3 separate regions of the Mus musculus genome follow, and all the other regions are linked to region 1. The links are chromatin contacts, found by Hi-C or POLR2A ChIA-PET in ENCODE. All regions are on one chromosome and are shown on one strand. Each heading gives the region's core, a stretch centred on a gene start or an enhancer-like site at or near the end of the contact. The rest is flanking DNA. Distances are from core to core; before and after follow the strand shown. Region 1 has its middle 8.8 kb from the start of Gm34529. Region 2 holds the start of Ywhaz (tyrosine 3-monooxygenase/tryptophan 5-monooxygenase activation protein, zeta polypeptide). Region 3 holds the start of Zfp706 (zinc finger protein 706).

Region 1 (2,788 bases), core at 106-2,605:
ATTTGCTTTCAGGAGGCCATGGAGTCTGGAGTTATTAGGGTTAGAGCGTGCACTCTGGCAGCCATAACAAGCAAGTCTCAACCCCCTGTCCTGAATAAACAGACAAGCAATAGTGAGGAGCAGAGCTAAGAGACAGTTTATTCAGTGTGTTCCCACTGAGAAGAGAAACAAATAAGGGGGATGGCATTTCCCACCCCCACTCGCTCAAGCTCCCCTCCCCAGGCCCCTCCCCTCTTTCCTCAAATCCATGTTCAGGGAACTAACAGGAGGTTTCTGTTCAAATAGAGGGTAAGTGTGACACATAATTATACAGTCCTGGCCAAGGTGTGGTCCTGCCTGTTATTGATCTGACTTGGACTCTGGTTCCAGTCTGTCCTCCAAGACGGTCTGACGAATTGTTAGAAGGGTGTGAAATCTCTTCAGAGGAGACATGTTCCTCCTCTGTCTGGAAGCAAGTTTTAGGCTCCCCACCCCACCCCACCCCCACGCCGATGTGGGATTTCTGGGAAGTCCCAGTTTCCCTGAAGCCTTTCTTTAGAAGTCTGATAGCTCAAGCAGCACACACATCTCTCTTTAGACTGTATCTTCCCTCCTGCCCCTGGGCATCCTCAGGATTTTTGCTATCTTCTTGGCCTTGAGGTCAGATGGAGACACTCCAGCTACTTTTCCAAGCAGAGCAAATGGATAGTTCCCCTCTCGTGCCCTACCCCCTTTCCCAAGGACTTCTTTCCAGACAGCGTGCAAGAAACAGGGAATGTGAGATCTGAGGCAATGCTGGCCACTGCCCTTCTGGCTCTAGAGTCCTGTAGAGAGAGATACCCTACCTAGGGCAGTTCTGAAGAAGGCTACCATAGTGAGTGAGGTTTCTGGGTCCTGGGTTGTGATGTGCCTGACCTGAAGGGCAGGGGGCAGGCTTTCCTGATCCTTGAGAGATTCAACCATGGATGCTCAGAGTGAGATTTGCAGGCAAAGGCTAGGGCAGGATCAGAGGGGAGGTCAGCACAGAGCACGTGGGCCATGATCACCTGTTTCTGTGCCGTGAGCAGGGCTGCACAGGAAGGACTTTTGGGGTACATCGCATATATGTTAGGGCATCTTGCATGGTGGGCAGTCATGGCAGGGGCTTCTCCACTCTCTGTCAACAGTGCTAAGGATGGGATCCTCGTGCTCAGCCCTTAAGGAAGGGTGCAAACCTGAGGAAATGGTTGGGCGGGAACAGTGACAGAAAGCAGGAAGATGTCCTTGCTGCCTGCCTTTCCAAATGGTCTGTGTCCCTTCTGGAGCCTGACAAGGCAGATGATTCCAGCAAGAGGCTGCCCTGGCCACCCCAGGTGAGGTGGCATGGCAGGGCACCAGCATACTGCGGGATGGAGAGCCAGCCCTCCAACCAGCCTCCCCTCCTCATGTCTAACTTCCCAGAGACCCGCTTGCCCAGCCTCTGCACGGTGCCTGCTCTGGCTTGCTCTCTCCTTTTCCTCTCACCCCCACCCCGCATCTCCCTGGCTCTCAGCAGACTGCCGCCATCACCATGGCTACGCTTGCTTCTGCTTCTGCTCCACACTCAACAGGAGTCAGAGCTGGGGGAGGGAGGCCGGTCATTAGGCTTCCTGTTAAGCTGGGATCTCTCAAAGTCAGCTTGGGGCTGCACCCTGTATGTTCTGGGCCCAGCCGGTTCTTTGAGGGCTCACCTTCCATAGAAAAGATGGGCTTAACTAAACAGGATATCCTAGCCCAGGGAGGCTTAGTCATAGCCTGGGAGGATGCCACTAGCTCTCTGTCTCTCTCTCTGTGTGTCTGTCTGTCTGTCTGTCTGTCTCTCTCTCTCTCTCTCTCTCTCTCTCTCTCTCTGTGTGTGTGTGTGTGTGTGCGCGCGCGCGCAGGTACACATGTGTGTATAAGTGCACATACACATGTGTAGCTTCATGAGTGGAAGGAAGAGGAGAACCTTGAATGCCATTTCTCACATGCTCTCTACCTGTTGTTGTTGTTGTTGTTGTTGTTGTTGTTGTTGTTGTTGTTGTTGTTTTGAGACAGGGTATCCCCTGGCCTGGAACTCACCAAGTGATCTAGACTGGCTAGTCACCAAGTCCCAGAGATCTGTCTGTCTCTGCCTTCCCAGCACAGAGATTACAAGTTGGTGTCACAATGCTCAGCTTTTTTTAATTTTAATTTTTATTTTTTGCATGTGGTTAAATGTGAGTTCAGGTCCTCAGGCTTGCAAGATAATCACTTTACCAACTGAGACCTCTCCGTTGTAGAATATCGATGCATGGTAGTGTGTGGGTGTGACTGATGTCAAAGGTCACTCACTGAGTGATCACGGTAGGCTTAATGAAGTTACGACTGTCACCGTCAAGTTGCAGCTGAATAGGAACAGATTCTAATCAGTGCCTTCCCATTGTCAAGGGCATGAACTAACACAAATTAAGTATAGAACTCTGCTGAGTTTCAGTTTTCTTGTTTGTAAAATGAGGACAAGAACACCTAGTTTTCAAATTAAAGATAATTTATGCAAAATGGCTGGCACACAGTAGGTGCTAAGAAATGCCTCATGTCCTTTATTATTATAGAGGTCTGGGCCCTTTAAAAGGCATCATAGCATGAAAGACTGCTTTCCCTGACTTGAAGGCTACTGGGACTGGGTTTTAAGATGGATAGGCAGATTCCCAGCCTCACCTACAAGGAGATGTAGCCTTGAGCCCTGGTGTGGGAAGACAGCTGAGGTAGAGTTACCAGAGGTGAGCTCTAAGCTGAGGGTCTGGAGAGAGAAGTGAGCTGCCCAGACCCA
Region 2 (2,788 bases), core at 106-2,605, 110 kb before region 1:
GTCACAGTCGCGGGCGGAAGCAGGGTGCCGGCGGGGGCGGATCGCGGTCGCCCTCGGGAGCGGGAGCCCCTGGGTCTCGCGCGTGGGCGCCTCATCCGCCACCCCCACCCCGGGGACCAGAACGGGGCGATGAGCAGCCCGGCAGGCCAGAAGCAAGCGGCCGGGGGCGGCGGTGGGCGCCTGCCCGGGCCCGGCAGAGCCGAGCCGCCGCCCGGGTCCTCCTGAGAAGACCCCTCTCGGGCCGCAGCGCGGCGGCGGGCTGAAGGGACCGGAGGCCGACTCGGGCGGCTCCTCACCTGTGTCCGGAGTGGGTGGCGGCACACGGACGCGGCTCGGCGGTCTCTGGGCGGCGGCGGCAGCAGCGGTGGCGGCGAGGCTGAGACTCTGTCCCTGATCTGGCTGCTCACAGGCTACAGCCGCTCCGCAGACACGGGGTTTCCTCCAATCACTAGCCCCGGCAGCAGGGGCACCACACGCACGATGACGTCAAACGCTGCTATGGCAACCGTTGATTGGTGCCCACAGTTCTCCGGCCCGGCGCAACCGCCGCTCCCCTGCGCGCGCCCGGCCGGCCCGCCCGTGCCCGAGGGCGAGCGGAGGAGAGCGCGTACTCGCGCTCCGCTCCGCTCCCGACCCTGCCTTCACCCGCGTGCTCGGTTCGCTCCCCGCCGCCCCCGCGAGCTGCCCTCCCTCCCCGCCCCTGCGGCCCGCGGAAGGAAGCCTCTCCCCGCCCCCACCTCACTGGCGGGCACATCCGGGACCTTCGCGTTCCCCCCCACCCCCTTCCCGCTCGGCCGCCCTCTCTCTGCGCCGGTAATGGCGGTGGGCGGGTTGCGGGGCAGGGTGAAGGCAGCTCTACTGCCAGGGCATTGTGATCAGAAGCCGAGAGTAGGGCAGCGGCTCCGCCAACGCCGGGGCAGGGAGGCCCGGGCGCGGCTGCTCCCTCGGGCGGCCCGCTTTACCTTCTGGCTGCAGGAAGCGGCCTTAGACCTTTTAAGGCTGGGAAAAGCGCGAGGCTGAATGACGCCCTGCCTTTCCAGTCGCGAGCTCGGCGTCCACACCGTGACAGCCGCGGGGACAATGGGTGGTCGCTGGGAGGAGCGGGGAAAGGGTTGGGCTAGCGGGTTGGACGTGATCGTAGAAGCCTGACGTGGGGCGAGGCGGGGAAACAGGCTAGAACACACCGAACTGTTGTCGTGGGCTGCACTTTACCCTCTGTAGAGCTTTCATTGGGAGACACATTGTTCCTAATTAGCGCATTGTAAGAGAGTGACCGACCCTTTTAGGTCCTGGAAGCAAGGTTAGGGAGCGTGGCCGTTCCTAGGGCTCTAGCTGGAGGAGGAGCGAGGCTCCTCCGCCCGGAAAGGGGGGGGGGGGAGGAAAAGGGCGGAAATTGCAGGTGCCTGAACCCGCAAGGTCTCCACCCAGGAGACGGAAGTTGAAAGGAGATGCAGTCTCTATGAAGAATCTGTCCTTGCTCTCTTTAAATGTGCGCCTCTGAGCTAAAATATTTTCACTGAGCCCCTTCTGGGGCCTACACTAAGCACAACTGGAAAAAGAACCTCAGGAATTCAGCCCCAGAGCCCCCTGGAAGACTTCATGACAAGCATTCTTTCCCTACCACTGTCTTTCATCAGAATGTTGGTTACATTGTTTGAATCACAAGTTTGTTGTACAAATTATAATTTGCCTGAAATGACAGCTAGGTAGAGATTTGCCTGTGACCAGTTCAGTGTCGCTCCCCTCGCCAACCGCCCTCCCCCCTCCCAACACACACACCGGTTTCCACAGCAACAGATAACATGCTAAGCAGATGAGCAAATTAATTCAGGTTTTATCTCCAAGATACTGAAGTCAACTTACTTTGGCTGTAATGTAAATTCTTTCAGGGAGTGACTCACTTAAAATGACTATTTCAAAAGCTTTTATGTTTGCAGTTTTGTAGTAGGTGCTAGAAATTTGACAGAAGATACTAGGTTAAATCTTTTGTAAAATGGAAATGTCTGTTAATGTCTGTAATACACGTCTATATGGAATATACACCTCAGGGAAAGTTAAGAGATTTCTCTGCATAAATTGCAGACTTGTTTTGGAAAATAGTTTGGGCTTTTGCCTTGTGCATTAACTAGCAAGGTTTCTTTGTGTTTTAATAAACCAAAAGGTGCTTTTAGTTTTTACAAACTCCAATCAACATGTTTGCCTAATAAAGGCATAATAAGGCTGCAAGGGGGCCAGAATTAGATTTGCCATGGAAGGTCAACTGAGAAGAATTCTAAAGAATAATATGTAGCAAAGCCAAAACCCAGAGCCTATAGGCCTGAAGTATGGGGAAGTTACTGGTGAGTTTGATTAGCTGCCCAATTGTCTTCCTGTCTTCTTTACTTGGGTCTTACTTCATGCAGTTGATGTCTCCGCTATACTTTGATAGGCACAGTAGTAAAATATCAGCAATAAAAGTACTACCATCTGTGGCTGAGGAATGCATGTGTGTTTTCTCCATGTAGTTTACTGTAATTACATTTTGGGAACAATAAGGGTGGTAGCTGTCCCTGGTGTTCAAAACCCAGTGAAAACGAAGTGAAACAGTTAAAAGTGGTAGGTCTAAAGTTCAGAGATGAACGTGTTAGCCCAACACTAGACATTTCATTCAATTTCTGTCCCATGTTACACAGTAAGGTAAAGAGTTCAAGTAAATTAGCATCAGTCTGTCATTCCAACTGGAAACACGTGTCAAGGGTGATCTTTTCAGTCATAAACAGTCCCGGCAGGCTATCGTCTCAGCTCTGCA
Region 3 (2,788 bases), core at 204-2,703, 110 kb after region 1:
GGGTACACTGTCGCTGTCTTCAGACACACCAGAAGAGGGCATCAGATCCCATTATAGATGGTTGTGAGTCACCATGTGGTTGCTGGGAATGGAACTCAGGACCTCTGGAAGAGAAGACAGTGCTCGTAACCGCTGAGCCATCTCTCCAGTCCTGAAAACACTCTTAATGTCCCCCTGTCTTAGTATCAGATCTTTACTAGATCATTCTGATTGTCTAAAACATCTTAACTCTTCCATAAAGCATGGCTTATGTATGTGAATTACTTGGTGAACAGATCTTAAGGGTTTTATGCTTAAGTTACAGAACCTCACATCAGTAATTCCAGAACTTTCCTTGCCATCTAGAAATTAAAGCAGCTACTTTGATAACCTTTTCATGAAGCGTGCTGTAAAAACAATGCCATCAGATAAGCAAAAACTATTTTTTAACTTTTGCGTTTAGGGCTTCTCCTAAAACACAACAGAACACCTAAGATTTAACCCATTTTCTTTACCACCACCAACGGTTACAAAAAGGCAAACGCTTCAATAAACACAAAATGTAACACTAGGCAAAGGAGATCTGTTCTAACAGGCTAGCTGAGCGGGGCAGGCCCCTAACTTCTGACAGCACAGATTTCCTTTCTGAAAGCAGAAGTGCAAACGATCCAACCACCTGCTTTCGGACAGTTCAACTTACAATTTGCTCTTGACCAGCTCATCGAGTTTTTGACAAAATCTTACGTATAAATCGCTCCCTGATTAAGTGGGACAAACTGAAAGGCAATAAATCGTTTGCAAACAGTTACCAGCTGATTTTTAATAAAAGTTTTAGCTTTCCCAGGAGGCTGCAAATGAGCTACGAACCAGGAAGAGTTCTTGGAATACCAGGACTCTTGAGAAGGAGGCCCTAAGGGGCCGCTTAAAGAGAAACAACTTACTCTGAGGCCGGGGAGCCAGGAAATGGGCTCACACTCTGCAACCAGCCAGAGCAAGGGGCCCAGGTCGGCTCCGCGGCACGATCCCAGCTCTCAACAGCCATTCGTGGGCAGACTCAACCCCACGGTTGCAGCCCGGCCCGCCCGAGGCCTCGGCGGCCCTCAGCCCCGCGCCCGCTCCGCCGGGAGTCCGACGCCCGCCCCGGCCTCCCGCCGCCGCGTGCCTCCCGCCCCGGCTCCCGCGTCCTGCGGCGCCGCTTACCCGGGCCGGGCCGGTCTGGCGTCCGAGAGACCGCGCAGCGCGAGAAGAGCTGGGCAGGACGAGTAGGGAAGGAAGGGTCGAGCCCCGCACCGCTTGGGGCCTCCGCCACCCGCAGAGGAAGGACCGAGCAGAGCCGGGAGCACAACAGCCCGCGCCTCGCACACCCGCCGCAGCGCGCGCCCGCCGCGCCTGAGCCCGAGGCAGGCCCGTCGCTCGTGCCCGCGCACGCCGCGCCGCACTCCCAGTCGCCTCAGCGCCGCCTGCTTGCCCGCGCGGTCCCGCCCCTCACCTTCCTGCGGCGGCTTTGCCCCGCCCCTCTAGCATGCCCGCGTCCTTCCGGTCTGCAGGCCAATGGCAGCTCTCCCCTGTTACATAAGCGCGCGGGGGCGGGGCCTAAGACGGGAACTGCGGGGCCCTCGCCCGCCCCTCTGCTTCCCGCCCGCTCTCTCGGTGTCGTCTCAGCGTGTCCCCCTGCCCTTGCGGTGTGTGACCTCCGGTCTACGGGCGGCTGTCGGCCGAGTGGCTCAGCAGTCACTCTTTCGTGTTTCACTCACCCGGCCTGGCCTTTGCCCCGCCGCCCTCGTTTTTCCCTGGCCAGCCGGGAGCCCTGTAAGGCGCTAGCCGGAGCGGCGGGGGAGTCGCGTCCGGGGCCCCGCGTGGCCGCCGCTCGGCCATGACCCCCTGCCAGACTCGCTGCCATTGTTCCCTCACTGGTTCCGTGCTCAGGGTATTTTGACTTACTAGGGACTTTCACATAGATGGAGACTTGAGCCTGAAAAATCGGCTAAATCCTAACGTGCTCGCTTGGCCTGTGCAGGCTGGCTATTGGATTGCTAATACTTGGGGAAAGAATAAAAGGTCGTTCCCCGCCTCCACTTGATTTAGACCACGTTGTGAACTTCAGATACCTTATTAAGAGCGATTGCAATTCTAACATCTAGTGGTGGTTAGAAATGGCGTTGTAAATCTCTGCATTTGTTGCCCTGTACCTGCAACAAGCTGCTCCCCATTAGATCTAATTAGGTTATAGGTATACTGCTTTTGTGGCCTTAAAACCACTATGTGGTTCAGTCTGTCCTAGAACTGAACCCTTTCACCTCCACAGGAGCTACATGACCATGTGTCGCCATGCCCAGTCAGAATCTCAAACTTGCCTGCCAGTAGCCAGAGAATTCGTTGACTATGAGCATAGTCTACTTTACTTGTACTATGATAACCTTGTCACAGTATTGTTAAAAATAGCCAGAAAGGTGCAACGCAGCTGGGCCATGATTGAAGTGGGCTCATCTTTGATTCATTTCACTTTATGCTCACAAGCCTTTATTAAAATGTAGTTACGTGTTTAAGTTTTGTTACTGTTGCTGATGGTAATCTGTAATCTCCTTTTTATTACTGTATAGCCAGTGACCAACAAAGTGCTGAAAAAACAATATTGAACAGAATGTGTCTAAAGAGACAGGTTTGGAACAGACATGTCAAGAAGCTATAACATAGTTATTAATGGTGGCCACATTTACTGTTGTGTTAATCTGCCTTTTGGGTTGAGAGTCTTGGAGGATCTAGACTTGGGAAATACAAAGAGCTGTTTGTCTAGTCATGAATGACAATG

The links. A loop is a pair of places that touch in the nucleus more often than their neighbours do. ChIA-PET counts read pairs that join two places held with the same protein, here RNA polymerase II (POLR2A).
Region 2: a map of left cerebral cortex shows a loop between it and region 1 (2.4-fold over the local background). The contact joins the promoter of Ywhaz here to the enhancer-like site in region 1. A Hi-C loop is called at or near these places in 1 of 37 maps with a recorded cell type or tissue (left cerebral cortex). POLR2A ChIA-PET finds 5 or more read pairs at or near these places in 3 of 5 experiments (Patski and embryonic stem cell).
Region 3: POLR2A ChIA-PET joins it to region 1 with 10 read pairs in Patski. The contact joins the promoter of Zfp706 here to the enhancer-like site in region 1. POLR2A ChIA-PET finds 5 or more read pairs at or near these places in 2 of 5 experiments (Patski and embryonic stem cell).

Annotation. Positions count from the first base shown.
Region 1 is chr15:36,900,441-36,903,228 of GRCm38, forward strand. No RefSeq gene overlaps it. Among named protein-coding and RNA genes, the nearest start is that of Gm34529, 8.8 kb to the right of the region's middle. Within about 2 kb of position 1,356, at least 2 of the 3 ENCODE cell types and tissues checked have a DNase peak (open chromatin) inside an H3K27ac peak, as active enhancers do; they include left cerebral cortex, where a contact is called at or near this core.
Region 2 is chr15:36,793,183-36,795,970 of GRCm38, forward strand. It overlaps Ywhaz (tyrosine 3-monooxygenase/tryptophan 5-monooxygenase activation protein, zeta polypeptide), which reads right to left and starts at 1,356. Exons shown (of 7, transcript NM_011740.3): 1 at 963-1,356; 2 at 297-493.
Region 3 is chr15:37,005,949-37,008,736 of GRCm38, forward strand. Zfp706 (zinc finger protein 706) reads right to left here and starts at 1,454. Exons shown (of 4, transcript NM_026521.4): 1 at 1,180-1,454. It overlaps LOC115488529, which reads left to right. Exons shown (of 2, transcript XM_030248876.1): 2 at 908-2,525. The coding sequence ends at 1,856.